Linked DNA regions of Homo sapiens: region 2 is linked to region 1. The links are chromatin loops, found by intact Hi-C in ENCODE. Cell type or tissue: Calu3. All regions are shown on one strand. Links, peaks and the distances in the headings refer to the core of each region. The heading gives the core; the rest is flanking DNA. Region 1 has its middle 20 kb from the start of LINC02421. Region 2 has its middle 42 kb from the start of LINC01479.

The links. Hi-C counts contacts between places; a loop is a spot of excess contacts. Peaks named below come from ENCODE experiments on the same cell type or tissue, not always from the same donor. Only the 100,000 strongest peaks of a DNase experiment are listed, where the experiment ranks them.
Region 2: it touches region 1 in a loop (2.1-fold over the local background); 2 of 110 quality-filtered maps call a loop at or near these places.

What each region holds. Positions count from the first base shown.
Region 1 is chr12:67,741,447-67,757,367 of GRCh38, reverse strand. No RefSeq gene overlaps it. Among named protein-coding and RNA genes, the nearest start is that of LINC02421, 20 kb to the right of the region's middle. In Calu3, for the core only: no CTCF peak of the experiment used is centred there; DNase peaks (open chromatin) are centred at 8,617, 9,057 and 9,357.
Region 2 is chr12:67,878,973-67,894,893 of GRCh38, reverse strand. No RefSeq gene overlaps it. Among named protein-coding and RNA genes, the nearest start is that of LINC01479, 42 kb to the left of the region's middle. In Calu3, for the core only: no CTCF peak of the experiment used is centred there; no DNase peak of the experiment used is centred there.

The DNA of each region.
Region 1 (15,921 bases), core at 4,859-12,858:
CACTCTCGAGAAATGGTAAGCTCAACTGAGAGCTTTATAAAAATGTCCATGTCTGGGCACAACCCCCAAAACAATTAAAATAGAATCAAATTAGAACCTCTGCTACTACCTAAAAGTTCTAGCAGAATGCATAAGGTTGCATGATTCAATATATTAAAAGTCTGGGAAAATCGGAAATGCAGAAAATGCAAAGCAAATGAAGAGGATAAGTTTCTTTGGTTCTCCTGGCCACACTCACTCTGAGAGATGGCCGTGGCATTGCTAGAACCAAAGGGTTTCCAACCAAAGAGAAAAGTAGAGCTAGGGTGACCCAGGGCAGGGAGGGCTACCTCCTGCTCAGGCCCCAGTACTCCCTAGCTGCCTTGAGGTCTTTGGATACTCCCAGACCTGTGCTCAGGCTATAAAACTACCTCATCTACCTAAGGCCAGGCAGCACTACTTTGATTCTTTGTTAAAATCCCACTGACCACCAAAGATAAAAACATCGCCACTTCCTCAATAGACCCCCTTCCATCTTATCTAAGACTTTGTTCTTGCTTAATCTAACCTATTTCCTTGCACAAGAGAAAGAGGATGGCTTTTTTTTCTTTTATGTTAGAGGCCGTATTAAACTTGGCAGTGGTATAGACTTTCATTCAAGGATTCACTGCCCTGTTACAGTGGGGTTGTGCAGGGCACTGTCCATAGAGCTATAGGTGATAGCCTTGGCCCTAAGGTCTCTGAGGTAGACACAGATTAGACAAGCATGCTACAGACACAAAGTGCAAGTGAGTGAATTAATAGCCACACACACACACACACACACACACACACACACACGCAGGAAGCCATTAGCATGGCAAAGAAAGGAACATCACAGCAATAACAAAACCAGGAGAAAACCCATTTTCTTTTTCTTTTCTTTTTCCTAAGTGAACTCAGCAAAGGTAGAGAATGACCCATTTTAACCTAGACAGTGATCAAATGGTTCGTGTAAACTGTGATTTTCACTGCTTCTTCCCCAGCCCAAGAAATAATGCTTTTCTTTGAAGAACTGATGTTGCACTCTAAATGATACATTTGGCACTAGAATTCAGCGTTCTGTTTCTCTGTAGGATGATAATGGAAACTGGATATATGTCTAATTCTCAACTTACATAATTAGTAACTTTATACCATGCAAAATTAAAAAAGAAAAAAAATGTCCTGCTACAAGATAGCATCTCAGGAGGTAAAGCTGAAGTTGTTCTGTAGGTTTAAAATTATTTAGTATGAAGACTTCTTTAGCCCTGAGTTATTACTGCTTGCTTCTTCTGTTAACATTGCATTATTATTATTATTATTACTACTACTACTGATCACTGTGAAGAGGAAATATCACCATAGAAACTTGGAGGCTAGAGAGTGGGAGGGAGAAGGGGAATGGCTCCGATACAGAGACTCAAAACCACAGCTCTCTGCATCTCCTGAGAAGCCTTTCAGAAAGGTGTTTTCTTCAAAGAGAAGAATTTAGGATTAGGTTTTCTATCTCTAGTTTTCATGAGACCCCAGTGCATGACACAATTCACTCTTTGGTGAATAACCCCATGGAGGGCAGAGCAGACCAAATAAGAAAAGAAAAGAAATGAAGATTAGCTAGAAGACACTGCATCTGTAATGGGATAAATCAACCAGTCCCCTTTTCTTCTCCTTTTGGTTCTTCAGGTATGTAATTATTATTTCTTATCCACAGACTCAATATGCCTTTTTCCAGAACATGTAATCTTAAGTTGACTTAATAAAACTATACTTTTGATCTCAAATCTTCTTAAAAGTTGGGTTTCAGTTCACTAACCACTTCAGGGGATTCACAGAGGTCTATGCCACAGTCAGTCGTAATTAGGAACTGACTTGGGCAACAACTGGAATCAGGACCTTTTTTTAAAAAAAAAGTATTTCCCCTGAACAAAGAGAAGTTCCTCCTTTGGTGAAATGCATCTTTGTAGAACTAATGGCTAATTTCTTGTTTTCTTAAAGGGCGTTTTATCTCCTCCCTGGAATCTCGATCAGAGAAGTAGGGTTTCTTCCCCACCTCATTCTCCCCTCACCCCAGACACACACACACTTGCTTTCAAATTCTTTGCTGCTGAAGGTGTCCCTTTGGCACACACACAAGGAGAGAACAGCCTCTCCAAGCATATCTTTTAAAGTGAGAGGAGCAGGGTCGGCAACTGCAACCACAGCAAACAGTCTACATCAAGAGTGCACAGTCTTGCCTCATAGGTGAGAATTCAGGCCAATTCAAATATTTCCAAAACACCTCTCAGAGCCAAACGCTCAGCCCCGTGCACTTAGGCAGCAAACACTGCAGTCCTCAACTCGGGGATGCAGTCCTCCCTGTTCACGTTTGATTAGGTTCACCTAAGAATATTGACACTCCCGATTTCAAGTTACTACTAGATCTAGTCTCTGAGATTTGCAGAACTCCATACCATAGCTGTCATTGGATGAAGTCTGTACTAAACTCTTAATAATAATCATTAATGTTTAATAGAACCAAACAACGTACAAGTTGCTTTTACATCCACTGTATCTGGTGCATAGTAGGCACTGTGAAATGAGAAATGGATGAATGCAAAATGACGTGATTTTTAAGAGATTAAAATGACCTACCAATGCTGAGGAAAAGGGGGATGATGAGAAGTCTCCCTGGTGTTAGAGTGAGCTTCACTTTCCAGAAGAAATTTCCAAACATCTATAGTTATGACAGCGTTCCATCTAAATTTCCAAAACAGTTCCCACTTTGATTAATGTGCCTTCTTGTTGCCGTAAATACCCTTGTACTTGCCATATTGGGTACCTTGTATTCTTAGTTTATAGTCAGCATAATTCAGACTTGCTGTGATTTTTGCTGCACAACCAGGCCTCTTAAACATAAAAAGCAGTCCTAGGTCACTCTCAGTTTCTGGGCTGCAAGCATACTACACATATATATGTATGTGTGTATGTGTGTGTGTGTATTGTGTGTGTATGAAGAATGCCAAATCAAAGTTACAAAAGTTGTGAGATGATTTATACATCAGCATTAAACAATTGAATACCTTGAAGCCCTCCAAAATACAGTGTAATATGATTGTGCTATTCACGTGAAATTTGTATAATTCTGTGTGTGCGCACACACACACACACTCACCCTCTTTGGATGGTGTGGTTTGTTACTGGGTCACCAGTTTAATGATATATAAACATCTTTTGGTCTTGTCCTTGGATCCCCATAGTTCTGGCTGGCTAGAAGTTCATTTGGATATCATATTAAACACCTAAATGGGGGATGCTGTATTGATACTAAATGCCCTTCTGGCTGCCAGGTGAAAGGCCTTAGGGTGCATGCTAATAAACCAGCCCTGAAGATTAGTACAGGTTCCGAGTAAACTGTTCTGCCTAAGAGGAGACAGCACATTCCCAGAAACAGACTGGGAGCATTGTCTGAGCTCTGTCCTTTGCTGTCCTTGCTTTGAGCTCACAGTTTAGGAAGAGCTGGGAAAAGCCCTGTGGCCTGGAAACAATTTCATAGGCTGAATCATTTTTAAAACTAACTGGAGAGTTGTTAGAACCTCCATTATGGGCTCTCTTTTCCACAGTACCTTCAAAGGGAGCGATAGGTAAAGCACAAACAGAATCAGCTTTCAAAAGTTCCCTGGCTTCCCACCTGCTGCTGCTGCGGGCTTCCTGTGGGAAAAGGGAACCGCTGGCCTGTGGGAGAGGAATCAGCTATTTCTCAAAGCCACTGGGAGAGCACTTTTCAAAGGCAAAAGGAAATCTTCCCATGAAGCTGTTAGTTACCAAGCCCGCACTGAGCAAGACAGTGGTGGTGAGTTTTAGGGATGTTTTAAAGCATAGGAAGGGAGAGTTTTACTTCTATGTCTGTTAGCATTCATAATCTGTGTCCTCACAGGCCCTATTCCTGGGGCATCAGTACTTACAAGTGTTAGGATAAAAAGATTTTTGGTCAGGCACATTGGCTCACACCTGTAATCCGACACTTTGGGAGGCTGAGGCGGGTGGATCACCTGAGGTCAGGAGTTTGAGACCAGCCTGGCCAACATGATGAAACCCCACCTCTACTAAAAATACAAAAATTAGCCAGGTGTGGTGGTGCACACCTGTAATCCCAGCTACTCAGGAGGCTGAGGCAGGAAAATCGCTTGAACCTGGGAGGTAGAGGTTGCAGTGAGCCAAGATCATACCACTGCACTCCAGCCTGGGCAACAGAGCGAGACTCTGTCACCAAAAAAAAAAAAGATTTTCTACTAAATTAAGGAACAGAAATATAACATGGCACGCAACAGGTTAAAATAAGACTTAGGAACTCCTGTATGTTCCTTCTCTCCTACCACCCTCCATGAATGCAGGGATTGGTGCTGGCTTTATGAAATATCTTTCCTCTATTAGGATTGCCACCTCTCCCCTCTGACTCTGTCCTTATCGATAGCTGTCCAGGGTCTGGGTCACTTCATTTGGTATAGCCTTGGGTCAACTTATTTAATTACCCCATATTTATTTTAGTGATTAAACCATGGAGAGAGTGGAAAGCAAGGGATACTGAGAGTTTAAATATTGTTTCAGCTCCATAGAGGCAGACATCACTGAAAAGTCTGAAAATGTTATATTAGCCATGCAGTCAGTATCTGTGAGCTTTCTCTCATATGTCTACTCACAGCATTGAGGAGTACATAAAATTGCTAGGTAACTAACAATAATAACAGTTTTTATTGAGCACTCGTATGTGCAAGGGAAGGTGTTAAATGCTTTTTATACATTATTTAATTCAGTCAACTCCTGAGAGGCTCGCATTATTTCTTCCCCTTTTGCAGATGAAAAACTGAGGCTTAGAAAGGACAAGTGACTTGTCCAAGGTCACACAGGAGTGTGACTCAAGATTCAGACTCACACTGCTTAACTCTAAAGACAAAGATGAGAGAGAGGGAAATATGTGCTGAAATTCTTACGGCATTTGTCACCTATTCCAGTCATCTGAGACTTAACATAGTCTAAAATGTGTCAGTTATCATTTCAAGTTTTATAATCACATTAAGATTGCAAATTCCTTGAGGTCAAAGACCGAGTTTTCTACTTCTTTATATTCTTCAGAGTCCCTAACATAGCAATTTGTACAAAACAAGCAACTAATAAATATGTACGTTAATAAATCTAAAAGAGGGGAGTTAAATTATTATCGTGAGTTGAAGAAAAAAATGAGCCTACTAAGATAAAAGAGGATGAAGATGAGGATTTGTCTTCCCCATTTTCCAGGATATGGGTCATTTTAAAAAGACAAATTCTGGGTCTCTCTCAAGCTCCAAAGGAGGGAACTATCCCAGGTTAATTAACTTTCTGAAATAGCTACCTTGAAAAGGAGGAGGGCAGTGGAAGCCTCCAACAGCCTCCTGAATATGTCCATGGGAAATGATTCCAGCAAAGCTCCAATGTAAATCAAGCTCGGCTCCCCAAAGCCCCAGATTCATACAATTTCAGAGGCTCATCCCTTTAATCTTTCTGCTGTCTCTTGAGGGCTTATAACTTCCGCAGTGGCTGGAGGGCCGAAGGAGTCACAGAAGCTCAGCCCTGATGCAAAAGTAAGCAGAAAGAGACTGTGAGCCATCAGGAGTGAGCAAGATAAGCAGCAGTATCCTCTAAGCAAAAACCCCCAGGCAGACATGCCAAGGACCAAGGTCCCAGAAAGTTTATAGATTCCAACAGGGTTGGAAAGAGAAGCACCCTTACAGCACAGCCTCAAAGAAAGCCGAGCAAAAGGGCCATGCTGTTCTCATCACAAGAGGGCTGTGTTGTCTACAGTCTCCTTTTGAGAAGTGTGTCTCCCATATGTGCACACGCACTGCATGCACACAGCTGCCCTAACTGTACTCAACTCTCTCTTTTTTGTCTACATCAAAGTACGCAGCTGTGATTCTTTTAAACAACACTGGACTCTAGGTGACCATCATGCTTCCTGGGGGCAGCTGCACACAAGTCAGTATAAAGCGGAGAAAGTAACACCAGTAGGTTAAGGTGAGTAAAATCCCCCCTCTCTTTGGTCTTCTGATAATTCAGCAGTAACTGTCACCTAGGTTTTGGTATTTCTCCTTCATACGTACAAGTAGCATGTGTTACTCTTTAAGACAAAATTCTGGGGATGAGGGGAGAGATATTCTCTTTTCAACATTTGTCTGGTGCCATTTCTGTATATGATCTGTGACTAAAGCCCAGTCCTGTGGCTGGGTAAGTGTCCTAAGGCTGGGCCCTCAGGACACCACTTCCCTCCCAGACCTACATCCTAGCCAGCAGGGTCTCCGCCAGCAGTGCACATCTGTGAATGTGGCCCAGGGAGGAGAGGGTTGCCCTTCCAAATGCTGCCTTTGTGGACAGCTCGCCACTCCTCTTGGGTGATGCCAAAGCCTGCCACTGAGCTCAAGTTTCCCCCACTGCAATATGAAACACTGCCTTTAGGTGCCTGGTGCTGTGTCTGCTGTTTTGAAAATGAAAATATTTGCTTCTAACTCCATCTACCATCTGTTTGTAACCTTTACGCCTATCCATATGCCAGCTTGAAACTGCCACTGTAGCCTTTGGGTCTCCCTGGACTTTCACAACAGACTAGACACCATATCCTCTTAGAATGGTTTGGACAGCCAAGAGCCATTGTCATGAGCTGTTCACCACCACAAGCACAGTCTACTTTTTTAAAGGGCTGCAGTTGTGTGTCACTTCCAAGCTACCATGGGGAGGACCAAGAAAGAGAAACAAAGGATTAGAAAGTAAAATATGAGAACATAACAAACCTATGGAATTCACTACATCTTTCAGAACATTACTGGCTAGACTAAAAAAAAAATTGTGCATGCTATCAAAGAAAGTAAATGGAAAAAGTAATACCAAATTTGTTTGATATTTCAAGATAACAGTGACACAGCAAAAGAGGAAGACCCTATTTAAGAAGTGGTACAACCCATGGGAATTTAAAAACAGGTGAGGATATGTAATATTTGACAACACTATCTCCAAGAAGAAACAAGACTCTAAGCAATGCAATAATGATATTGTTTCGGATGTGAATAAAGTAGGTCTAGCCTAAATGCAGGTGTCACACGCAAATATTCACTTGTGGGTAGTAGGCATCTTAGCAATGAGAACAATAGGAGATGTTTAGTTCTGGCATAGATAGAGGTCCCTGGTTGCCAAGCTAGTTGTTCATGATCATTACTTATTATTTCTTGCTTACCAAGAAAATTATCAAAATATGAGTTTGCTCTGTGATTTAGTCAGGGTTTGCCAGAGAGACAGAACCAATAGGATATGTATATATATAGAAAGAGGGGAAAATGAACTTATTAGGGGAATTAGTTCACTTGATTATGGAGGCTGAGAAGTCCCATGATAGGCTGTCAGCGAGCTGGAGAATGAAGGAAGCCAGCAGTGTGCTCAGTCCAAGTCTGAAGACCTTAGAACCAAGGAAGACAATGGTGTAAATCTCAGTTCAAGGCGAAAGGTCCAAGAGCCCAAGGGTCCACTGGTGTGAGTGCTGGGGTCCAAAGATGGGAGAATCTGGGGTCTAACCTCCATGGGCAGGAGAATATGGGCATCCTGGCTCTGGAAGAGAGAGTAAGAAGTCATCCTTCCCCTCCCATTTTGTTCCATCTAGGCCCTCAGCCAACTGGAGAGTGCCTACTCACATTGAAGGTGGATATTCTCCACTCAGCCCACTGACTTACATGCCAGTCTCCTCTGCAAACGTCCTCACACCTCGGGCAGCCCAATCATTTAACCAAACTCCAAGTCACCTGGCTTTGAGGAACAAGTTCAGTGCCTACTGAAGTAGTAAGAATAAATAATGTTTTGCCAGCTATCTGGGTGTCCCTTAATCTGGTCAAGTTGATACCCAAAACCAACCATCACACCCTGGCACAAAGCAAGCTGGGACCTCAATACCCTGTGTCACTGGGGAGGACTTAAGAGTTTTAAGTCTAGATTTGATGGGGCAGTACTGAAAGAGAGAAGGGACTAATGACTAATCCAGTCAACCCTTCATGAGCAACTGAATTGTCAGAGGTACAATGTAGAGAGGGCATGAAATGTGCAGATGGAATTCAGCAACCCTGGTGCAGAGGAGTCCGTGGTAGGAATCCAGGAATCAAGTAACAAACAAATATAGCAAGTGGCACCACATTTCTAGGCATATAAAGAAATAATAACACCTAGAATTTGTAAACAATTTGCTAAGCTCAGGGCTAAGGGCGTCACAAATCTTGTGAAGCTAGCCAGTGAGAGAGGTACTATTTTTATCCCCCATTTCTAGATGGATAAATTGCAGTTCAGAAATTGTAACCCCATTGGTACTTGCCAGGTAGGGATATAAACCAAAGCTCAAGCGTTTCACCCTGTACAGTCTGATTCTTCAACCTTCACCCCACCCCTTCCACATTAGATACCTGCAATACAGTTAGGAATGGTTTTTACTGGTCTTAGTCAATCATGGTGATTCATTAACCAGTGGTGGTTCAGGAACTTAGACCAGTCAGCATCTAGCCTTTCCCTACTAAAATTATTGATTCAAGAAGAGCATATGACTTAAATTGGTCCAAGGAAATGAACAGGAAGAACTTGGGCTCCAAAGATCAGTGAGAAATGTTGATTTTCCCTCTGGAAGTGAACAGAGAAGCACATGACACCAATTGTTACTCAAAGCAACCATACTACTAAGTAGAGCATTTACCTTAGGATGAAGTCTTCTTTGTGGATTGCTGTGTGGAGAGACAGAGGGACCATTGTTTATTGATGACATAATTAAGCAGGAGGATCAACAAGATTTGTGGCTGTCCTACCTCTGGATTTTGTTTTGTATGAGCCAAGAAATATCCTATCTGTTTAAATTGCTTTGAATTGAGTCACCATTTCCTGCAACTGAAAACACTGTAACCAATATCTACTCCATGGGACCTCCTCAGAAAAACAAGGGAGGAGTAATACAAACCCATATAGATGATATCCTTCATGTGAGCCATTCCTTAATACGCCCTTTCATAGATGAGAAGGGCAAAGTCCAGCAAAGTTGAGTAATTTGTCTTAGGTGACACAGCTAGTAATTGTTAAGGCTGGACTTTGTTCCTCTGAGTATCTGACACCAAAGTCTGTATGCTTTCCAATATGCACAATGAAAATCTTGGCCAGTAATGAAAGGTATGCAGATCATATTCCAGTCCCATGCAGAAGTTAGTCAAAGGTTCACTGAAGATAAAGTCTAATAAGTAATCTGGTTTTCACAGCAGAATGCCAGTCACAGCAAGGGACTTGTGTGCTGGGCAGAGAGAGCCTCTTGTATGGCTGGGCCAACATGGCAGGAGAAGGGAAAGGCTGTGATTCAGAGGCTAATCCCCAGCACATTGGACACTTGGTGGAAGGCCAAGCGTGACCTTCAGACTCTACCAGCTGCTGTGTGTGAGGCTACTGATCACCCTTCCTGCCCTGGTCAGGCCTGGCTCAGCCACCAGTGGGGAGCAGAGCAGCTCAAATGAAACATCTGGAAAAGACAGAAGATGGTAAAAAGAAAAAAGGAGAAAGAAAAAAAAAGGGAGGAGAGTGAATCCATAGATATTAGGAACATAGTGATTATGAATATAATAAAAAGTGACTCCAAACTCTTGGCTTATCAGGATGTACCAGTCCTCTCTTGCCAATACTGTACTATGTGCAAGTTTTGATTACCTGTTTCGAGGTGAGTTTTTACATATATTATTTTCCTAAAACTGGTTGCCATTCTGTCCTAATTTCTTGCTCAAAATTTATATTTGCATCTGAAAACTCAAAGTACCATGGCACCTGGCTACCTTTCCCAATCTGTTCCTGTTCCAGAGCTGCACATATGGCTGCTGACGTTGAAGACAGCACTTTATTTTAGGGGGTGCCAGTCACATGGCTTCCCCTCGAATGGTGCAGTGTACAATCTGCACAACCATACCCAGTAGTCTTGCCTGGTTCTCTTAGTTCCTTATGCAAAATTGGTCTAAAACTTTTTAAATGTCATGTTTTTGCCAGATGTGGTGGCTCATGCCTGTAATCTCAGTGCTTTGGGAGACAAAGATGGGAGGATCACTTGAGGCCAGAGTTCAAGACCAGCCTGGGTAACATAGCCAGGTCCACCCTCTGCCTTCCCACCCCCACCCCCACGCCCATCTTTACACAATCTTTTAAAAAATTAGCTGGACATGGTGGCACATACTTGTAATCCCAGTTACTCAGAAGACTGAGGTGAGAAGATCACTTGGGCACAGGAGTTCAAGGTTAGAGTGAGCTATAATCAGGCCACTGCACTCCAGCCCGGGCAACAAAGTGAGACTCTATCTCTAAAATAAATAAATTTTAATTTTAAAAAATTGTGTTTGTGCCTATTTTTACTGTTACATATGAGATAGGTTGGCTGATAGTTGCCACAGTTCCTCAAGCAGCCAAGTGGAAAGGAAAATGTTCTGGCTTTAGTTTCAAACAAATGTAGGCTGGAATGCTGGGTCTGCCACCTACTAGCTAGTTGGCCATGGCTAGGTTAACCAACTGAGCTACTGTTTCACTATCTATAAAATGGGAATAATATCAGCCTCATAGTATTAACAGAAGGATATGTACTAAATGAGAAAATTATGTCAATATATATTTTTGAAGTTCCTGGCATAGTGTCTGCAACGGAAGAGATTCTCAATAAATATTAATTCCCTTATTGAATTTCAATGTCAATTTCAGTCCCTTTTCCTGGCAGGGGATAAACTTAGTCCAGCAGATGTCTGTATCCTAAGTGAGGAGTACAAACATTTTGCATTTTGCATTTTGCAAATTGCGTCCGTTGAGAAGTTCTTTGTTGGGGGAAGAGGGAGAGAAATTCTTTGGTCAAACATCTAAAAAGTACTGCATTCTATACCTGCTCTTAAAGATTCTCATTGCTCATTTGCATATTGAAAGACTTGAAAAATCTCACTACAAATAATTTAAATGTTTTACAACATATTTCTCTAATTTGATCACAAATTGTTTTTTACATTAGACAAATTAATATCTCATTAATGTGTTCCACAGAACATACATTGGGAAGTGTTGGGTTAGGGCTAGAAGCTAGGGAAGTTGGATATCATCAGGGTAAAGATTGGTGTGACCAAAAGATGACACTAACCAGATGGGTAACAGATGGGCACAAAGTTCTTTGGCAAAGCAGAATCATATAAGGGACTAAGGTTATGACTTAGTAAATGTATATTATTCCCTCTGAGCAAAACAGGAGGAGTGTGAGGAAGGAGATGGATGAAAGAGGACAAAAAGGAAGAACAAAAGCATCCATCACTATATCAAGCATTTATTGAGCAACTACTATGTGAGGGATGTAGAGATGAATAGCATTGTCCCTGCATTAAGGAAATAAGGAAAACAGAGTAAAGAGAAACAGACAGAGAAGGGCCATAGGTAACGAAAGATAATAGATTTAAAAGAAGGAAAGAAGATATACTCAAAGAAAACTTTGTCAAGATGTACAGGTGGAAAAGATTCCAGTCTGTTCTGCCTCACAAAAGCTGGCTGGGCACCCAATCTTTAAGAACATGGCAATGAATTGATTATATCTTTTTTTAAAGTGAATTCTGCAAAAGATTACAATTTTGTTTAAGAAAAATTAACCATAACTAAGTAATTATATTAGAAATTTTCAGTTATTAAAGTGGGCAGCAAATTCTCCGAAAGCAATAATGAAATAGAAAAATATCAATTAATGTTCATGATACATTTCTGAAGCAAATATGTATAGGCCCTAAAACAGCTTACACATGATTCTAAAACTAGAGAAGATCTAAAACTCTTCAAGTATGCCATTGGAATATGCATTGCATTCTGTCATCTCATTTGCAAAAAAAAATGTGAACAAATTATCTTCTGTGAAGGAAGATGAAGGAAGGAAAAATAAATGGAAAATTAGAAGCTGCACTCAGAGGCAAGCTCAGCACCTGGGAGGCAAGCTTTGGAAACTCTGAAACATGAGTGTTCTTGGAATACTGGAGATTGTAATTGCCTTCTGCCTGCCTGTCCTTCTCCCTCCTCTCCACCAACATGTACCTTTGGTTTATCTCCAGCTCACTGACCTTCTTTATTCTTAGAAAAGGAACGTCTCAGGTATAGGGTTTGATACAGTTTGGGTATTTGTCACCGCCCCCAAATCTCATGTTAAAATGTAATTCCCACTTGAACCTGGGAGGCAGAGGTTGCAGTGAACCGAGATCAAGCCACTGCACTCCAGCCTGGGCGACAGAGCAAGACTCTGTCTCAAAAAAAAAAAAAAAAAAATGTAATCCTAATGTTGGAGGTGGAGCCTGGTAGAAGGTGTTTGGATTACTGGGGTGGATCCCTCACAGTATGGTGCTGTCTTCATGATAGTGAGTGAGTTCTCATGAGATCTGGTCATTTAAAGGGTGTGGCACTTACCCTCCTACACTCCTCTCTCTCTCTCTCCCTCTCTCCTGCTTTTGCCATATGAAGTGCCTGCTCCTGCTTCACCTTCCGCCATGATTGTAGGCTTCCTGAGGCTCCTCTAGAAGCCAAGCAGATGTTGGCACCATGCTTTCTATCCAGACTGCACAACTGTGAGCCAATTAAACCTCTTCTCTTTATAAGTTACTCAATCTCAGGTATTTCTTTATAGCAATGCAAGAATGGCCTGATACAGGGTTTTACCTCCTAAATATTATTTTCCCTTATGCTGATTTTTGTATTGGGTTAGCCCCTCCTTTCTGCTTTCATACATTCATTTTTCAGCAAATATTTATTTAAATGAGTTCATACCACACACTGTGCTTTGAGTGTGGGGGCACTCAGGGCATCTGCTAATCCCTCCAGCTTTATTGAAATAAGATTTATTTTCTTTTCTCAGTCATCATAGATTTTATAGGTTTTTATTTTGCATCTTGAAAAATATATATGATGTTTTTACTACCTCAGGAAAAGAAAAAGACACACTGATAAATTGTGTGTCACAATGACTGTGGCCGGTTCCACTGACTACCATGCTTCAGATTCTGCCACTTTTTTGACAGGTGTAATGTGTTCCCTGTCTGCGTTGTTGGGATTTTATTGGTGGGACTATTATAACTTGGTGTGGGGGAGGGTGCCATTTCTCCTCTTTCTTCTGTTTCATTCCAGCATGAGAGTTCGTGCACAGAGGCAATAGTTGAATCCATAGATTCAATGACTTGCCCAGAAGGAGCACACAGCAGGGAATGGCAAACTTTCTGCAAAGGACCAGAGAGTAAATATTTTTGGTTTTGTGAGACATAGAATTTCTGTCACATCTAGTCAGTCCTGCCATTGTAAGGCAAGAGCAGCCACAGCCAATACACAAACAAATGAGTGTGACTGTGTCCCAGTAAAACTTCTTTAATGGACACAAATTTGAATTTCATATAATTTTCCCATGTCACAAAACATTATCATTTATTCTTTGATTCTTTTCTGTAAAAACCATTATTAGCTCATAGGCTATAGAAAAGCAGGTGAGGGGGTCTGATTTGGCCCACAGGCAGTAATTTACCCATACCTGTTCTAGTGGAAAGAGAATAATCTCAGTGTGTGATCAGTGTGTGAATATCATCTGTGTCACCTACCAGTCAGGTCCATGGGAACTAATCTAATATATTTGGGCCTTTATTTTCTTATCTGAAAATGGAAATAATAAGTTTGACCTTACCTGATAGTTATAAAGAGGTTAAATGAGACTAGCAATACAAGTAAGGTATTTTCTAGGAATAAAAGAGGCTGATGTGCTGGCTGGAGGTGAGCTGAAGGAACACACTGGTGGGAGGAAGGACAAAGACATCAGGAAACACCGTTCCTTGCCTGCAATGTAACAGTTGCTTACCTAATGACAGCTGTTATTCTTCTTCTTCTTACTATTATTCAAAGAATAATAGAGAAAGAGAAGTAACAAGTAACAACAGATTCAGAGGAAGGAAAAGAAAGAAGAGCTAGAAAAATAAAGTAAGAAATAGTGACAGAGAGAGGAGGAAACAGCCATGAGAGCCTATTGTTCCAAAATCTTCCCCTTGCTCTGATCTCCCTCCCAAACCTCAGAAATGGGTTTTCCAATGCCCTCGATATATTCACCACTGTATCCTGCTGGCATCTCAAATTGAGCATGACCCAAGTGAATTTATCTCCCTCTAATCTTAACTTTCCTTTTCTCCAACAGTTTCCATTTCTATTAATAATAACCTCCAAGCTTCAAACAGCTAGGTCGTATTTGATTCCTCTTTCATTTTTACTCCTAGTCTTTTTGAGTTTACTTTGAAATGTTTCTAAGGTCCATATTCTCCTAGTCTTGACACTCACAATGTCTCCTTAGACTCTCTTGGTAATCTGCTGTCCATGGCAACCCTGCCATCCAGCTCTCAACATCCTAATTTCACCTCCAATACATCTTACCTACAGTTTACCCATAGGGGATTGTCCCAGTCAGAACTAAGGCACTGTGCTGTGTCCCCATCACTGCAGAATATGCCCTCCTTAATCAGAGGATCTGATCCTCCAGGATCTGCCCCAATAGCCAATCTGATGTGATTTCCAACAAAACTCCTAACTACTCCATCTGTACCTCAATTCCTTGGTATCTGCTGTTTCCTCCATCTGGAATGCCCTCTTAATTGTATTTCTAAATCCTGGGAATTCCTCAAGGCCTAATGTAAACACTTCCTTGCCCAGCAAGCCTTCAGCTGAAAGTGATTATTGCCTCCTGTGAATGTCTACAGCGTTTGTTTATCTGTATTTCTTTCCTGTCAGTCATCATTTGCTATCTTTGTGTTAAGTGTGCATATGTTTTATCATTTGTAAAAGACCAGTGGTTGTCAAATGGAGACAATTTTGTCCCCCAGGGAATATTTAGTAAGGTCTGAAGATGGTTTTGGTTGCTACAACTCAAGACGGGGGGTACTACTGGCAGCCGGTAGGTAGAGGCGAGGGTAGCTGCTAAAGATCCTACAATGCACAGAAACCCCCCACAACAAAGAAATGACAACAGTGTGAGGTTGAGAAACCCTGGACCAGACTCTAGGTCAGCAGGCCCCAACGTTTTGGCACCAGGGACCAGTTTCATCAAAGACAATTTTTCCACAGACCAGGAAGCGGGGGATGGTTTCAGGATGATTCAAGTGCATTACATTTGTTGTGCACTTTATTTCTATTATTATTATAGTGTAATATATAATGAAATAATTATACAACTCACCGCAATGTAGAGTCAGTGAGACCCCTGAGCTTGTTTTTCTGCAACTAGACGGTCCCATCTGGTGGGTGATGGGAGACAGTGGCAGATCATCAGGTGCTAGATTATCATAAGGAGTGTGCAATCTAGAACCCCCGCACGCACAGTTTACAATAGGGTTCGTGCTTCTATGAAAATCTAGTGCCACCGCTGATCTGATGGGAGGCAGAGCTCAGGCAGTAATGCGAACCATGGGGAGCAGCTGTAAATACAGATGAAGCTTTGCTTGCTTGCCCACTGCTCACCGCCTGCTGTGAGCCCCAGTCCCTAACAGGCCACAGACCTGCACCCATCCACAGCCCAGGGATTGGGGACCTCTGCTCTAAGCTATTGAAGAAAGGCGTCCATAACCGATTCCCTTGTGTTTCCTACAGTTCCTAACTCAGTCCTACATATGGTCATTGACGAATACATATTTGTTGAATTAATGAAACAATAAGAATTTTTAAAGAAAACATACAGTCCTGAGGGATAACACATCCTATCCGTTTCCAGTGGTATATGGGTGTATGTGTACAGTATATCTTCTTCATTGCAGATGAGGAGCCAGGGCTTTCCAATATCTGCACATTTTCATCATCTCGCTTGGTGCAGAAAGTACAATTGACTGCCACAGAGGGTCTCCTGAG
Region 2 (15,921 bases), core at 5,106-13,105, 140 kb before region 1:
CTCTAAGGCAGTCAGGTAAATGGAAAACTAAGTGTCCTAATTCAACTTAATGGTTTTCCCATTTACTGTCACTCAAAATTGACACCTGTCCATGCTCCTCTCATCATGAGCAATTCTCAACCCTGAAATGTCCTCCCACCAGATACCTCCACTGCACCCTCTTCCTCACTACCTTATGCCACATGTCTTGACTTTTTTTTTATTACTCTCCCTTTTCATCTACTCTGCCTTTGACATTTACTTTGTAGTTTTCCCTCTTTATTTTCGACCTTTCACATCTGACATTACCAATCTCCACCCACATTTAGTTGTATGTTCTCAGACGTCATTGTGTTTGTACTGAGACAAAATCAACTTTCAACCCCTTATAATATCTTGCATCTTTTGGTCATATTATGGTTCTCAAAGGTGTTCACATATCTAGTTTAAATCTTCTGAACAATACTGTGAAGTAGATATTACCATCTGAATTTGAGAGAAAAGGAAACTGAGTCACAAAGCCTTGCCCTTTCCCCCATACTGCCCAGGAAGGTAAAAATGGAAATAAAGACCTGTTTTTCATTTGACCACAGCAGAACACTTGTTACCTTCTTGCAGCAAAACATGGTAGCATCTGTGCTGTCCAAAATGGGAAAGTATGTGCTTTTACATTTAAATGAATTAACATTAAACAGTTTTAAAATTCAGTCCCTCAGCCCCATTAGCTACAATTTAAGTGACCAATAATCACGTGTAGAAAGTGGCTGCAGTATTGGACAGTGCAGATGTTAGACATTTCCACCATCACAGAAAGTTCTATTGAACAGTGCTAGCTAGATCGCTGTTGTACTATTGATGCTGAGAGATAAGAAGAATTTCCACTCTATTGGCTTTTATCTGCAGTTCCTTTAGGAAGGATCTCCCAGGAGATACAGAACCATCTCATCTTAGCAGACATGTAGTTCAGTGTTTCCCAATATGGAAAGATCACCAGAATTACAGATTCCTGACCCATTATGCTCAAATGAATCAATAGTGCTTAAAGATAAACTACTGATCTGCTCATTGGGGCCCCCATTATTCTTAAACCAAAGAATCAGAAAAGGTTTGCCAACCCCAGGGCATAGCAGATAATTCCCTTATTTTACAGTTGCAGAAATGGAAATGCAGAGATAAAAAGTAACTCTTCCAAAGTGGCAGAGCTAAGAATAAAATACTCATTTCTAGAGTCTTTGTTCAGTGTTCTCTTCTCTAAACCATGCTATTTTGTTGAGCATATGTAACCTACCAAAGCCTGTGCTGGATAATGATTAGGAAGTTGGAGGATAGCCTCCTCTTCCTCTATTCAAGCCTTTCCTTCTGCAGTCTTTAAAAATGGAAGGGCTGTTTCCTAGATGCCAAAAAGAAGCAGCCATATGAAGCTACCAAGATAGCTGGCCAATGAGGTTACAGAGCCTCGCCTTTATAACGGGGCTATGGCTTATACCTTACGTCACCCACTTAACTTGGTTCAGAATCTGTGTCTGCTGAGACACCTGCCCCATTGTCCTACCTTCGTTAGCCACTGCAGGCAGGAGCTCTAAATAAGTCAGTGTTGTGTAGCTGGGGAAGCCTCCACAACTTCTTGCCTACTAAGTCATAAAGCAACAGGTGGGTGTGAAAATATAACACCCTGCCACTTTTCCAAACAGCATGATACTCAGCCTGAAGGTGCCCGAGTAAGTTCCTGGGCATGTTGTAATTCACAGCTGCCGCCTGGAATGACATTTTTCCTCCCTGAGGTTTCGGGTGGCAGAGGGTTGGGATCATTTTTCCAGTGTTGCTTTTCCTCCTTATGACCCTTCTGTCCATGCACTACTGGGCTTTTGTTCCCCCTAGTCTTAAATGTTTATATGTGGCTGGATGTGAAGTTCAATGACTTTGGGGGCATAACATTCTAAAGTCACTTTTTAATTACTCTGAGAAGGAGAGCTGAGATTTCTCAAGCAGAAGGCAAAGGAAGAACCAAGCTCCTGGGCTGACATTCTTTTGTGCTTGAAAACACCAGCTTGCTAAATTTGGTTGCTGTTTCCTTTTTTAGTGGGATAATATAAAAGTCTGAATGTCTCATGCAGAGAAATAGCATAACCAAAGGCAATGCCTATTTGGATTTCTTTTCCTAGAGTCCACTCTCTGTTGCCACTTCAGATTTGATTTCTCACTTATAAAGAATAATTATGGGGTAAAATGGATTATAAATTTCCTTAACACAAAGCAGAATTGAATATTTAGTACCAAAAAATGCAACAGCTGCCTATGTGCATTTTTATCCTAAGAATATGATGAGCAGAAACAGGAATGGATATGTTTTAAGTAAACAGCCTATGTTCAGAAGGGACCTTGGTGCAGGGAATAAAATAGAGCCTTGGTCCAACTGAGCTCTATAATCAGCAAAGCCGCCACCATCTGTCAGGGTTGGTCTCCTCTCCCTCGGGCTCTGGCACCCGGGGCCCAGCTGACAGACGGGCATCATTAGCTGGCTGGTGCACTAGGTCACCCCACTGAGACAGGTCACCTTGTGTCTTTGGGGTGTTTTATTCCCCCCTGCTCCCAATTTTGATCCTGAGAAAGGAAAATTGAATTTTAGTCTTTAGATTAAATGATGACAGTATGCAATCTGTCAACTTCTTGCTGGTAGCCAAGCAGGTTTGTTAAATTAGACAAGAAAGGGAAAATATGATCCAGCCTCCTCTTCCTTCAGTCCTCCAGGATCAGAAGCAGGCGAACCCTGTCTGTGTACAGCCCATTAAAATGCAAACACCTCAAAGATGCTTCTTTTCTTTGCCCTGTGGATTAATGAGCAGGCATGGAGATGTCTATTATTTGGGCTACAGTGCAGAAGAAATGAGGGAAACTGACACGAAAGGAGAAACAAAGGAAGAGCCTCAACATGATGTGATAGTGAGTTGTGGCAGGGTCCACTCAGGAAACCACTTAGCACAAAGAGAAAAAGCCACAGGCACACTCTGCCCTCAAGCCCCTAAATTTTAAAATCAGTCATCTGTTTTAGCACTTCATTCAGTTGCACAGACTTCCTTTCACAGCTTTTTCACGGATTTCTCCCCCTGTTAACATGCCCAACATTGCGAGCCCTGCACATCTTCCACTTTCTCTAGAGGCAGCTGTCAAATGCTATTCTCCTCCACTGAAGGATGCCCCCAGCCCTGGCTTCTTGACCCTTGTGCTGAATTCCCTTTCTTCTCTGTCTTATCTTGGTTTCTGAGGGCTTTCTCATGAGTGACGGTGACCTAGTTCCAGACCTCACTTTAGATAAGTTCTGGAGAGAAGTTTTTATTAGTCAAATCTCAATGTAATCAATATTCTCTTCTGAGATAACTCAATTAATTCTCTTAATAAGGGAATACAAGTTTTGGACAGGGATCTAATTACAAATTCAGCTGCATTTTAATGTAGAAGATGAAGGATGGTTGTTTCAGCCCAAAGAAAAATGATAATCTAGATTTCACTTACATAAAGAATAGCTTCCAGTTTTGTCCTTTCTTCAGGAAATTGATCCAAACTGTCGACACTGTGAATCATCCTGCAAAATGGGTGGATTTTAGTTTATAGATCTTAAAGCTTTTTAAACCATGGATATGTTTTAGAAATAGCACACAATTCTATGAGGACTCAGCCTTTTCTGCCAATTACTCAAAGAGGGGCTCAGCAATGTTACAAAATGCAATGTAATGTTACAAAAATGCTGGAGGAAATCATATAAAGATGCAGACTGGGGCCTCTACAAACCTCGTCTTTGAAATCCCAGTGCTCACATCCTTCTACACAGACTGGTTCAACTTCCTCTCTGTCGCCTTCCAATGTTTATTTCAGACCTGAAGCCATGCACTCAAATTTTCCAGTCTTGTCTCTACTCCTCTCCAGTGTAGCATATAACCTCATCTTCAACTTTTCTGAGATGCTAGAGGCTTTTAGACATTTACCCTCTTCAAAGCCCTGCTCAGACATGCAAATGCCTATGCACTTGTCTCCACCTCCTTTCTAGCCCTCAGTGGAAGAGGTGACGCTTTTCCTTCCCTCCTCTTGCCCCATCCTCACAGTCCTTCCTTAAGGACTGGGGTCTTCACTTATTTTCTCTCTCTGTTAACCATACTTTCTGCTAGCTCCCTCCTCTCCGTCAATAAATGTGTTCTATTCTTACCTGTCTTCAATTTCCACCATCCTCCTGTGTCCACTCTAGTGATTCCTCTTCATTGAAAAAACAAAGGTTTATACTTGCTGTTTAGAATTTTATTTAGACTTCCTCAGTTCCCACTCATTTTTCTTTTTTTCTTTCTTTCTTTTTTTTTTTTTTTTTGTGACAGGGTTGCAGGCTGGAGTGTAGTGGCACAATCACAGCTCACTGCAACCTCCGCTTTCTGGGTTCAAGCAGTTCTCCCTGCCTCAGCCTCCTAAGTAGCTGGAATTACAGGTACCCACTGCAACACCCAGCTAATTTTTGTATTTTTTAGTAGAGACGAGGTTTCGCCATGGTGGCCAGGCTGGTCTTGAACTCCTGACTTCAGGTGATCTGCCCACCTCGGCCTCCCTTTTCCAACTCTCCATGTGGATTCCACCTTCCTGAGACCCTCTGGCAATGGTCATCATTGACCTGGGAATTTCGAAATAGAAAGGATTTGGGGAGTAGGCGGTCATTGCTTTCCTTGATCCCAGCTGAACAGCTTTTGAAACTGCAGCACACTGAGATCAGTGTGGATACAGCTTGCTCTGCATATCAGTGTGCTAAATGCAGAGGCAGTTCAGAGTCCAAAGGCTAACTCAGACTTCCTTAGCTACATCTCTTTAGGCAACTTACTATTATTCAAGCTACAAATTATTATTGCTATGTTATTAATGTTACAAAAAGCTAACATGGATTGAGGATTTACAGTGAGTTGGAAAGGGCTAGTTCTTTGTATGATTATCTCCTTTAATTCTGACAGCAACTCTAAAAGATGGCTATTGTTGTTCCCATTTATTTTTATTTATTTTTTTTGAGGCTCTGTTGCCCAATCTGGAGTACAGTGGCACGATCTTGGCTCACCGCAACCTCTGCCTCCTGGGTTCAAGCAATTCTAGTGCCTCAGCCTCCCTGGCAGCTGAGACTACAGGTGCACACCACCACACTTGGCTATTTTTTTGTATTTTTTTAGTAGAGATGGGGCTTCACCATGTTGGCCAGGCTGATCTCAAACTCCTGGCCTCAAGTGATCCGCCCTCCTGGGCCTCCCAAAGTGCTGGGGTTACAGGCATGAGCCACCACGACCAGCCCGTTGTTCTTCCATGTTACAAACAAACTTAGCCAGGTGCAGTGGCTCATGCCTGTGATCCCAAAACTTTGGGAGGCTGAGGCAGACGGATCACCTGAGGACGGAGTTCGAGACCAGCTTGAACAACATGGAGAAACCCCGCCTCTACTAGAAATACAAAATTGGCCGGGCGTGGTGGTGGATGCCTATGGAGGCTGAGGCAGGAGAATTGCTTGAACTTGGGAGGTGGAGGTTGCAGTGAGCTGAGATCGTGCCATTACACTCCAGCCTGGGCAACAAGAGCAAAACTCTGTCTTAAAACAAACAAACAAACAAAACAAAACAAAAGAAAAAGCAGCAGAAAAGTTAAACAATTGACCCTTTTAAACACACAGCTAGTAAGTCAAAGAAACAGCATTCTTAACCCCTATCTTGTACTTAACTCTCTTTAAGCTCCCATTTACTCAGAGTGGTATATGAGATAAAACACAAGTTCCTGTCCCAGATAGGCATTTCCTTCTTAATGTCCCCAAACACAAACATGTAGTATGTCCCAAATCACAAGCATGACTTTTCCCTACTCTTCCATGATTCTCTATCTTGGTTAATGGACAAAATCCCAGTCTCCAGGAGCCTAAGAATCCATCTAGAGTCCTTTCTTTCCCTGATTCCCCCACTTTCTGCTGATACCCATCTCCTTCATGGTTTTCTAGACTCCTTCTCCCCATGCTCAGGGCTCCCTGTGCAGCTTAGGCCCTCATCACCTCTCTACTATTGTGCTGGCTTCTCTACCACGGCCCTTGTTGGGTCTGATGTTGCTCTAATCGATCATCCACACTGCTTCCAGAGGAGTTTTCCAAAATACAGATAGGATCATGTCCTTATTAATTATCTTTAAACAAGACACAGAGCTTAAGTCACCTGCCCAAGCTCTAAAAAGGAAGAGTCAGAGTTTGGCTTCAAATCCAGAAGGTCTGGATCAAAAGCCTATACTCTTAACCACTTCACTGGCAGTACCTTCCAGAAAATGAAAGGATAATTTCACCCCTGTTCCTCTCACTGCCTGCTCTTTCTGCCAAGGACTTTCTCACAACTTCCACAGCAACGTTTTGCCTCTACCTAGTTTTGGCTTAAAGTTAGTCAGAATCACGCAACCCTAAAGTAATACACCAAATCCATGAATTTTTCTTGAGCTCTTTCTTGCCCAAGTCTTCATACACACCCAGGGACACCCCAGATCAGTGCAGGAGATTTTCCGAAAAAACACTAATTTGTCAAGTTCAACAAGCTCAATGTTACTTTTGAAAGAAAAACATCTTGAAAATGTAAACCCTCTGAGACTGATATCCAACTCTTAATTTTTCTCTATTGAAGGCATCACAGATCATTTATTGATCTTTTTCGAAAAGTAAAATAAGAAAAATGTATGTGTCAATTGAGTAAATAGTTTTAAGGTTAGATTGAAGCTGTAAATCAGGGTTTGGAAAAATAGTTGTGCCTATGGTTACTTTTTGTATGGGTTCATGAATTTTTTATTTGTTCTTTTCAATAACACTGTATAAGGTAGAAATTGTATCCCCCCCTTTTATGAATGTGAATCCTGAGGCTCAACCAACTTGCATTAAGTCATCTTGTTGGATGGTGGTGAAAGGGAAACACAAACTCAACCTTCTGACATTAAGGTGCATGTTGTTCCCGCTCTCCTGCCTCTCAAAGATCTGAAAATACTTTTCTAAATACACTTTTTATTTTGGAATCACTTTAGATTTCTGGAAAAGTTGCAAAGATAGTACAGAGAGTTCTTGAATACCCCTAACCTAGTTTCCTCAGTGCTAACATTGTACATAACCACATTACAGTCATCAAAATTATGAGGTTAACATTTATACATTACTATTAACTAAACTCCAGTCCTTGTGCAAATTTCAACTGCTTTTTACTAATAATCTTTATCTGTTCTAGGATCCAATTCAGGACACTCCCTTACATTCAGTCATCATGCCGTGTCTTCTCTGGTCTGTGACATTTTCTCTGTCTTTCCTTGTTTGTCATTACCTTGACTGTTTTAAAGAGTACTGTTTCAGTATTTTGTGGATGTTGAAAATAATTTTTTGATACTCAAAAATTTCATTTATCTGTTTAAGGCAAAAGTATATCTATACCTATTTGATTTTTGTGGACATATTTCAGGAAGCAGATGCAGATTTCCTGGTTGTTTTAGTTTTGTTTGTTTATTTGTTGTTGTTTTTACCTGAAAATGATGGCACATTTCTTCTTGACACCATCAGGGACACAGAACTTTTATCAACACTGTGTTTACCTTGTAATGCCTATCCTCAGATGAACTGTGTTCCCAGATCATTGGATCCTTGAGGTCTAAAATAGTAACTGAACAGAAGAGGTGATGAATATACATGCAAAATGAAGAGAGGGGAACATTTCACAGAGAGATAGAATAGTAGCCAACCAAAATGGACATAAAGTTTCAAGAAACAAAAGTTAATTACTATGGCAGAAATCAGGTTAAAAGAACTTTAGGTATAATGGATTACATTGTGTTGTACTAGGGTTGATAACTCTTTATTGCCGGTTACGTTGGGCTTGAGGAATATTGAAGGCAAGATTCTGGTGTTTCACTTCATGTAGTAAAATCTTATAAAATATAATGATAAAGATCACAGCACCCTTCCCAGTACCTGACACACATTAGGTACTTGGTAAATGCAAATATCTTTGTAGAGAATGCTTATCTAACACTTACTATGTGCCAGGTACTCTTCCAATGCTTTATATACATTAACTCATTAAATCCTTACCACTACCCATTTTGCAGTGGAGGAATTGAGCTTCAGAGACGTTAAGTGAGTTGTCCAAGGTCACACACGGCATAGCTGGGATTTGAAATCTGGGCAGTTGGGAACCATATGCATCCTTTTAACTGTGATACTCCACTGCTTCCTTGTAATCCATGAAGAACAACATGAGGAGTTAGCATTGCACTTATTTTCAAGATGACTGAATTTAAAATAACTTAACCTTTTATGTTGGAACTATTTCTAAGATACATCAATTGTCTTCCTAACACAGATCGCATATTTTCTGATATTAGAGGGTTATGAAATATGAACACCAAATCTGTGTTTTGCTTAATTATTTTTATTTTACTCTACGCAGAATGGTCCCACACTGAGAAAATGTTCATGAATTTTTTTTTCCTGCCATTTTGATTTATCCATTTCTTTTATCATTGTCAGTTCTGTCATTTCTTGCCACTTTCAGTTGCCTGACTTGGACAGCATCCTTTTTATCTCTTTGCAACAACTATTTCCATTTTGCTATTAGAATTGTATCTTAAATAAAATAAATAGATACTGGGGAGTGCTCTAAGGCCCTTTTCTGTGAGTTCAGAGCATAAGAGAGAGGGTTCAGTTTGTAAGTATTTCAGTTGCTTACCCTTCACTTAGCTGCTTTGCTTATTTCCTTGGCTCAACTCCTAATCATTGAGATCACTTCTGGATAAGTGAACTAATATATCACACGTTTTGAACACAATGACTTAAAATAGTTAATCAGTTACCACTGGTTATTTTATCTCCTCAATCACATTACTAAAAGACATGCCATTCAAGGCAAAAAATAAATTGGCTGTTTATCTTCTAAAAAGAATGCAAATGTGACTCATTATATCATTTAAAGCCCGATTTCCATCATCTGGGAATTGGGGCACAGTGGTTTATCTTTAGTTTAACAGAGAAATTTTCTCCTGTGGTGAATGCTCTTAATGATTCCTGGCATCTGAGGGTTTAGGGTCGGATGTGGGTTGTTTCTTAGGAGGTATTTGGTTCCTCAAGTGGCATATGAGGATGTAATCCCTGACTGACACCATTTCCCTTCCTTATACCTAAATCCTTACAGTGAAACCACACGGTTATTTTCTCTTTGTCTTCCCCAACACTAGAATTATTTCAAGCATTTTTAGATGGATGGAGTTTTTGTTCCTGGCTCGTTCTAGTGGAAACAGAGAAGTCCTCTGTCTGGGCAGAGTTGGGGCCAAATTGAGCAGGAAGCTCAGCTGCTATGTCAGACCCAGCTGAATTTGGGAGATAGTTGCTGGATGCGAACCAAGGTGTTTGTAACTACCAAATCTTTCATGATCTTTGGTACTGCTTGCCTCTGTGACATCTCAAAGCGTCCACATAGGGAAGGAGGCCCAACTAAGTACTATGGGGAAATTTCACAGGGGGAAAATAATGGTTTCCATAGCTTAGAATTTTTTCACAAGGGCACTCAACAAACCTGAAACAGGTCACTCATAGTTCCAAGTGGGAGACTGTTCAATGATGAAGAGTTACTTGACTCTCAGGTTGTAAATATAACACTCAAAACTTGTGATTTATTGATCTCACGCCTGGTGACTATTTTATCCTTCTGTAAATGGAACCAAAGTGCTATTAAGTAGTCTTAGTACATCAATAATACATGTCCCTATTAATTATGTGGTTAGTGAACTTTCAGTGTGAGACGTCATCTGAGTTTATCAAGTAACAATTATGTAGAACTTAAAAAGAAATCCCCATTTCAATTCTTTAAGATTATATACTTTATATCCTTTAACAACATCTAAATTCTTCCCAAGTTGGATAAACACATTATCAGATTCATTCTCTAACCACATTTAACTAATTTACTTCCAACCCCACCACCATTACCTTGCAGACCACATAGTCAAAGAGGTGTTCAATTTTGACACTGAGTTACAGGCAAGGTAGTTTCCTGATGGGTGAATTATTAATATTCAAGATAAATCAGGTTACCAGGCAACTTTCCAAGCACGACTTTTTACAGCAATAGCAAATGTAACTGGAGCTTTCCAGAAATGAATCGTGGTCCAACCTATTACCCATCAACTCTTCCTGGTTTTATGTGTGATAGAACACAGCCATGAAATCTGAACTCCATTTTTGAGGTAGTTATTGAAACACCAGTTATTTCTAAGAATAGCAGTGACCATATATTAATAGCCAATTAAGGCATTAGTCTCTGCTCACTGCTTGCTTCCAACTTATTCCTCGGTCAGCCTGGAGAACTGGGTTGTATTTGAATAACAACGAGAGGAAAAGGTCCTGCTGCTATTTTTTTTTCTCAGCAGCTGACTCTGGGTGACAAAATGAATTTTTCTCACAAAACCCCAGAATATAAAGCTGCCAAATTTCTCCTTTTGTGGAGGTATCTGAATAAGAAATGTGGAAGATGGCAATTTTCTAAGAACAACTGGCTTAAGAAATAAAAAAAGTCAGATTCTCTAATTGATAAATGAAAAAAACACTTGTTTAAAATACTGCCCTACAATTGGTTCTTTTTACTTTCTCCTCCTTCCATCTTTGAGAATTTTTCTTCTCTTATCGTCCTACTAACACCCATTCACTTCTCACCTTTCTTCAGGTTCCAAAAGAGATTTACCTCATTATCAGGTATTTCACTCTGCTTTGTCCTTACCAATGGAGTCATCAGTTAAGGGTTTTATCCAGAGTGACCAACACAGTGCCTGGTTTCACTGTCCCCTTGCTGATGGAAGGAGAAGCCATTTAGTCACCAGATTACAGCTGAGGATAAGCAGGGGTAAGAAGGAGCAAGGATGTCCCCTTCCGTAGCCAGCTCTCATGGACTGCATTGGCTCATGTCCTTCCTGAAAAGAGTCTCAGGCAGTGAAGGGAGGCTGGAAGGAAGAAAAAGTGAGAGAATGAGGAGAATTGTCATTGCCACCATGTACTGAGGGCCTATTTGAAATCAGGATCTTCCTTCATATTAGCTCATTTAATTCCCACAACAACCCTGCAAAGGATTATCATCCTTCTTTTAATGATGGAACTTGTGAGGCTCAAAGAGTCTAAGCAACTTGTACTGGATTCCCAGTTGGTAAATTGCAGAGCCAGAATTTGAAACCAGATCTGTGTCACCCAATGCTTGATCTGCTTCCCATCCTTCTAGTATGGAGCCCCCACAGAGGCAAGAGGGAGGGCAGATCAAGGTCCTCGGGTGCCCCTACTCCCTGCCTTCCTCACCATGGAGTCTCAGTGATTGAGATTTCCTGTGTCCCCAGCCAAGGTGTCAGTGAAATCACTGGGTTCTCAGCTGCTACTTTCCTTAGGGGAGACAAAGCACTTGTCCTCCCAAACAGTACCATCACTCTACCTAGAAGGTGTTGATATTCATCTATAAAGATGACTTGGTTACTCACTGCCAACCAAATATTTTTAACAAGCATTTTTTTTGGGGGGCGGGGGGGTGGGGAAATATGGTTAATAAATCAGAATTGGTCCTGCTACAATTTTCAAGCTTCTATTTAATATATGAGATGACTGATACACAATTACAATAAATATAATTCCAATTAAAATTAATACAGCTACCATTCATTGAGTATAAACTATGATCCAGAAACTCATATATCATTTCTAATTACTCCTAACAACATGGTGAAGTAGATGTTGTATCTCCACTTTACAGATGAGAAAATAGAGTATCAGGGGAATTAAGGAAATGCCCAAAGTTAAACAACAAGAAAGTAGCTGGGAAGTGACTGGAAATCATGTCTGTGTGTACCCAGACCACGCATTTTCCACTCCATCACAGCTGCTCCTTCTCCATGCTGGCCAGGTTGGAGGGAAGCCTGGCAAATCTGCCTTGAGTGTGTATGCCTTCAAGCAATCACATTCCTGTCCATGATTTAGTTGAATAATTTAATCCCTGTTTCATTCTCACACTAGGTTTGATTGCAAACTGTCTTGTCCTCCTTGCTTAATATTAATAAACTTTCAATAGTTTCCCATTCCCAAGAAAATAGATTACAAATACTGTTTTGGAAATGTAACAGGCCTCCACAATCTGACCTCAGCCTGCTTTCCAGCCTGTTCCTCGTCACCTTTTTACTAAACCTCTGCTCCGATGGAATGGGTTCACTTTCTTTATGAAATATACCAGGTGCTTGCTCACTGCCCTGTTTTTACCAAGTTCATTCCACCTGTCTTAAAATCTGCTGCTTACCTCCCTATTGAACCCAGCTCAAATTTCACTTTCTAAATGATCTGGAAAATCCAGATTAAAATACTTGCATTTACCCTCTACTTTAACAGTATTTGTTATTAATTCAACAGTAATTGTTGGTCCATTTGCCAACTGATGTATATGACTTAAAGACATGTCTACTTCAGCATCTTGATACACTATTTAAATCTTAGAATGCTCTTTAACTTTTAAAATTTGAGTGGTCCGAGAGGAATCTACTCCTATACCCTTTGTATCAACTGTGCAGTACAAAATATGTTGCATGGCATAGAGCAGGAACTGAAGATCCTTGTCCTGGTTTCTTTAACAACACTGTAATGTGGCACAAGGCATCAAGGTATGTTTCTGGAATAATGTGACAGTATTAGCAAGGATAACCCCCTGTTGACCATCTGACCTGGATAAAAGCCAGTTATTTCATTTACTAATGAAAGTGCTTTCATTTAACCTGAAAGAATGAGAATGGAAAAAATGAAAAGAGACAAGATGTAACCCTGAAGAATGAAAATGAAATTTGACTTGGAAATGAGTGATCCTTTCATGTATTTCATTTGTTTATATCCTGTCATTTTCACATAAGTCTAGTATTTTAGAGTGTGTAACTAAAAGAGTCAGGAAAAAGAATGTTAAATTAAAATGACTGTTTTACACTTTGGTAATTCTCATTAATTCTTTCCCTGAAAACGTATCTTACCTTCGGGAACAGAAAGGAGTGACAGGGCACCACAGCAAGATAGTAACTATAAACAAACTGGGCTTTAAGGTTTGTTTCTCACCTGCTTGTGAGTCAGTGGTGGAAAAAGTGTTTCCAGAGCTGGAGGATGCTCACCTTACTTGCCTGGGCCTGTTTATAATCATGACTCTATGACCCAAAAGCATCTTCATCTTGGATAAATAATTGAGACAGGGAAAAGAATGAACCCACTGGAAAAAAAGGAGGGAAAAATAGTCCTTCCCACAGACTATCACATTCCTTTAGGCCCCTTTCTCTGGAAAATGAGAAGAAGAAGCCTCATAGACAAGAATGTTAATTATAATTATTACCTAACATAACAAATCTTTCATGACAAGGGCCAAAGCTGTTAGATATTAATACCAAAACTGTTTCATTTTAGTACAAATTACTTTCCTGTTCCCTTTGACAAATGCCTCAATTTTCATCTCAAGGTTGCTCTTCGAAGGAACATGTAATTATCTGGTCTTGTTTACAGCAACAAAGGTCAGGTTCTTTAGTAGATATTAATAACCACTTTGCTGAGAGCATTCTTCCAGCTCACCCCACATGCTGAGCTTTGCCCTGATTTCAACCTTGTGAAATTTTCATGGTGCCCATTCTGTACCCTACCAACTTTTTATGATTCTATATCTATGGTGATAACTGCTTTCAGCCAAATTTCCTTTTATTAAACCAAATAATTATGCATTAGACAGCACCTTGCTCTCTTAGGGTTAGCAGAGTCTGGTGAAGTGATATGGAAAAGTTTATCTGATTTATTGGACCTCTCAAGACTTGGAGAACCGCAAGGGCATGACAAGGAAGTTACAGTGATTCAAGAAGATCATGGTGGTGGTGTCATTTCTGAGGTCAGGTTCAAACTAGCAAAGTAGAAAATTGACATCATTCTGAATAAAAAGAGTATAACACCAAAATAATTTTGCCTCAACTACTTGGCCATTTTAGATCCAAAGTGGGACTGGGTATTACTTCAATTTTGTATCTCCGTTAATATTTATAAACTTGTAATAATCGCTAATACTTATGTTCTAAACACTGTTCAATTGTGTACCAATTCTAGGATGTAGATACTATTGTCCCCATTCTCCAGATGGAAAATGAAGACATAGAGTTAAGTAACTGCCCCAGGCCATGCAGCTAACAGGTCACAGAAATGGGATTTGAACTCAGGCAGTCTGACTTCAGATGTGAAGGGCTTAACCACAAGTTGCTTCTGCCTTTCCAGCCTACTCCTTGAGTGTGCCAGCCCCTAAGACAGAGGACTCCAGCAAGGAGAAAATCTTGGCCAAATTGTACTTCCTTTTGGGTCAATTTTCCCTAAGTAGGGGCACAGTTTGTGATTGGTCCAATATCTGTGCTGTAGGAAGTCTGAGAGTTCTGTTCTACACCCACCTTTGAAGGGGTCAGATTAATTCCCTGAGGAAAGAAGGGATCACTTCTCCAAAGCCCTATGAAGTAGAAATTATTATAGCTATTCCTCTTTTACAGATGAACAACTCAGAAGAGTAAACTAAGTTACCTAAGGCCACATAGTTAAGAAGACACAAAACGGGGTAAAAGGCACTTCACTTTATCATTCTTTGTGTAACCCTGGATTCCTTCCATCAAAACAACACACAACTCAAAAGATACTGGCACATTATCAGACTCCCATTCAGTCACATTAGTCATTAGTCCAGCCCATCATTATGTCCTAAGAATGTGTCTCCCAGGGCAAGGCCACTCAGGTTTGCAGGCTTCCGTTCAATCTTGCCATGTTCCAAAAACAGGAGTGATCTCCGCAAACGAAGCTTCACCCTTTCAGGCATCTGTTACCACTGAGCTAAGCGACAATGATATCTCTTGCTCTGAGCCTCTTTTGAGGTGTTAATGTAATATTGGATTTCCCTGACTTCATAACCCATTTATTCCTTTATCCTCAGCTACTATTTTTCCATCCTTCATTAAAAACCTTTGCAAGGAGCGTTAGCGTTGTTGCTGTGCTGTTTAGATTGCAGGCAGCAATAGCAGTCTAGTGTATGCCTCCCCTCAGTCCACTCCCATTCAGATGGGGTAAGGATACATACATACATACATACATACATACATACATACATACATACATACATAATGGGTTACATAGGTGCAGCAATAGTGGATCCCCAGGCAACATAACTGTATCCACTGTTAAGCTCAGTTTTGCCAAATGGGGTGAAGGCACAATCCATCCCCCTTAAGCCTGTCAGGCCTTTAGAAATTCTGACATAAGGTTTAAAAACATAGTGACAGTTTCTTGCTTAGGAATCATCCTTGCTTCCAGCACTTGTTGCAGCCCTGGTCCCAGAACCACTGCATCAAATACAGGAGAAAAGAGAGAAAGAGACGTTGTGGAGAAGAAAGAAAACATCATAATCATTATGCCAGTGTACTCCTCCCTTCGCAGAAATTACATAGTTTTTCCAGCATGCTTCCACATCCCCTCTTCCCCAGATCAACCAGAAAAAGATAGGAAATTTTAGTGGCGACACTCCTTTAGTCTCCCTCATGTTGGGTGTGAGCACAACCTCATGAAGGCGTGTAAACCAGCCTCTTGTGCTTTTATCCTTCCCCATTTTAGACAACCAATGTTTTAATTGCCTGTTCCACTTCTCCTATCAAAAAATCATTATTCTGAGGAGGAGATCTTTTTGCCCATTGTTGAACATTGTTGGCTGCATAGTGTATTCCTTAGTCTGAAGAAATAACAGTTGGCTGACCAAATCCGAGCAATATCTTCTGTTCTATTTTTGTTATTGTTGTTGTTAGTGGCACTCTGAGTATTTGCATCTTCCACCAGGTAAGGAAAACCCACTCCAGAATCAGTGTCTCCTCCTGTCA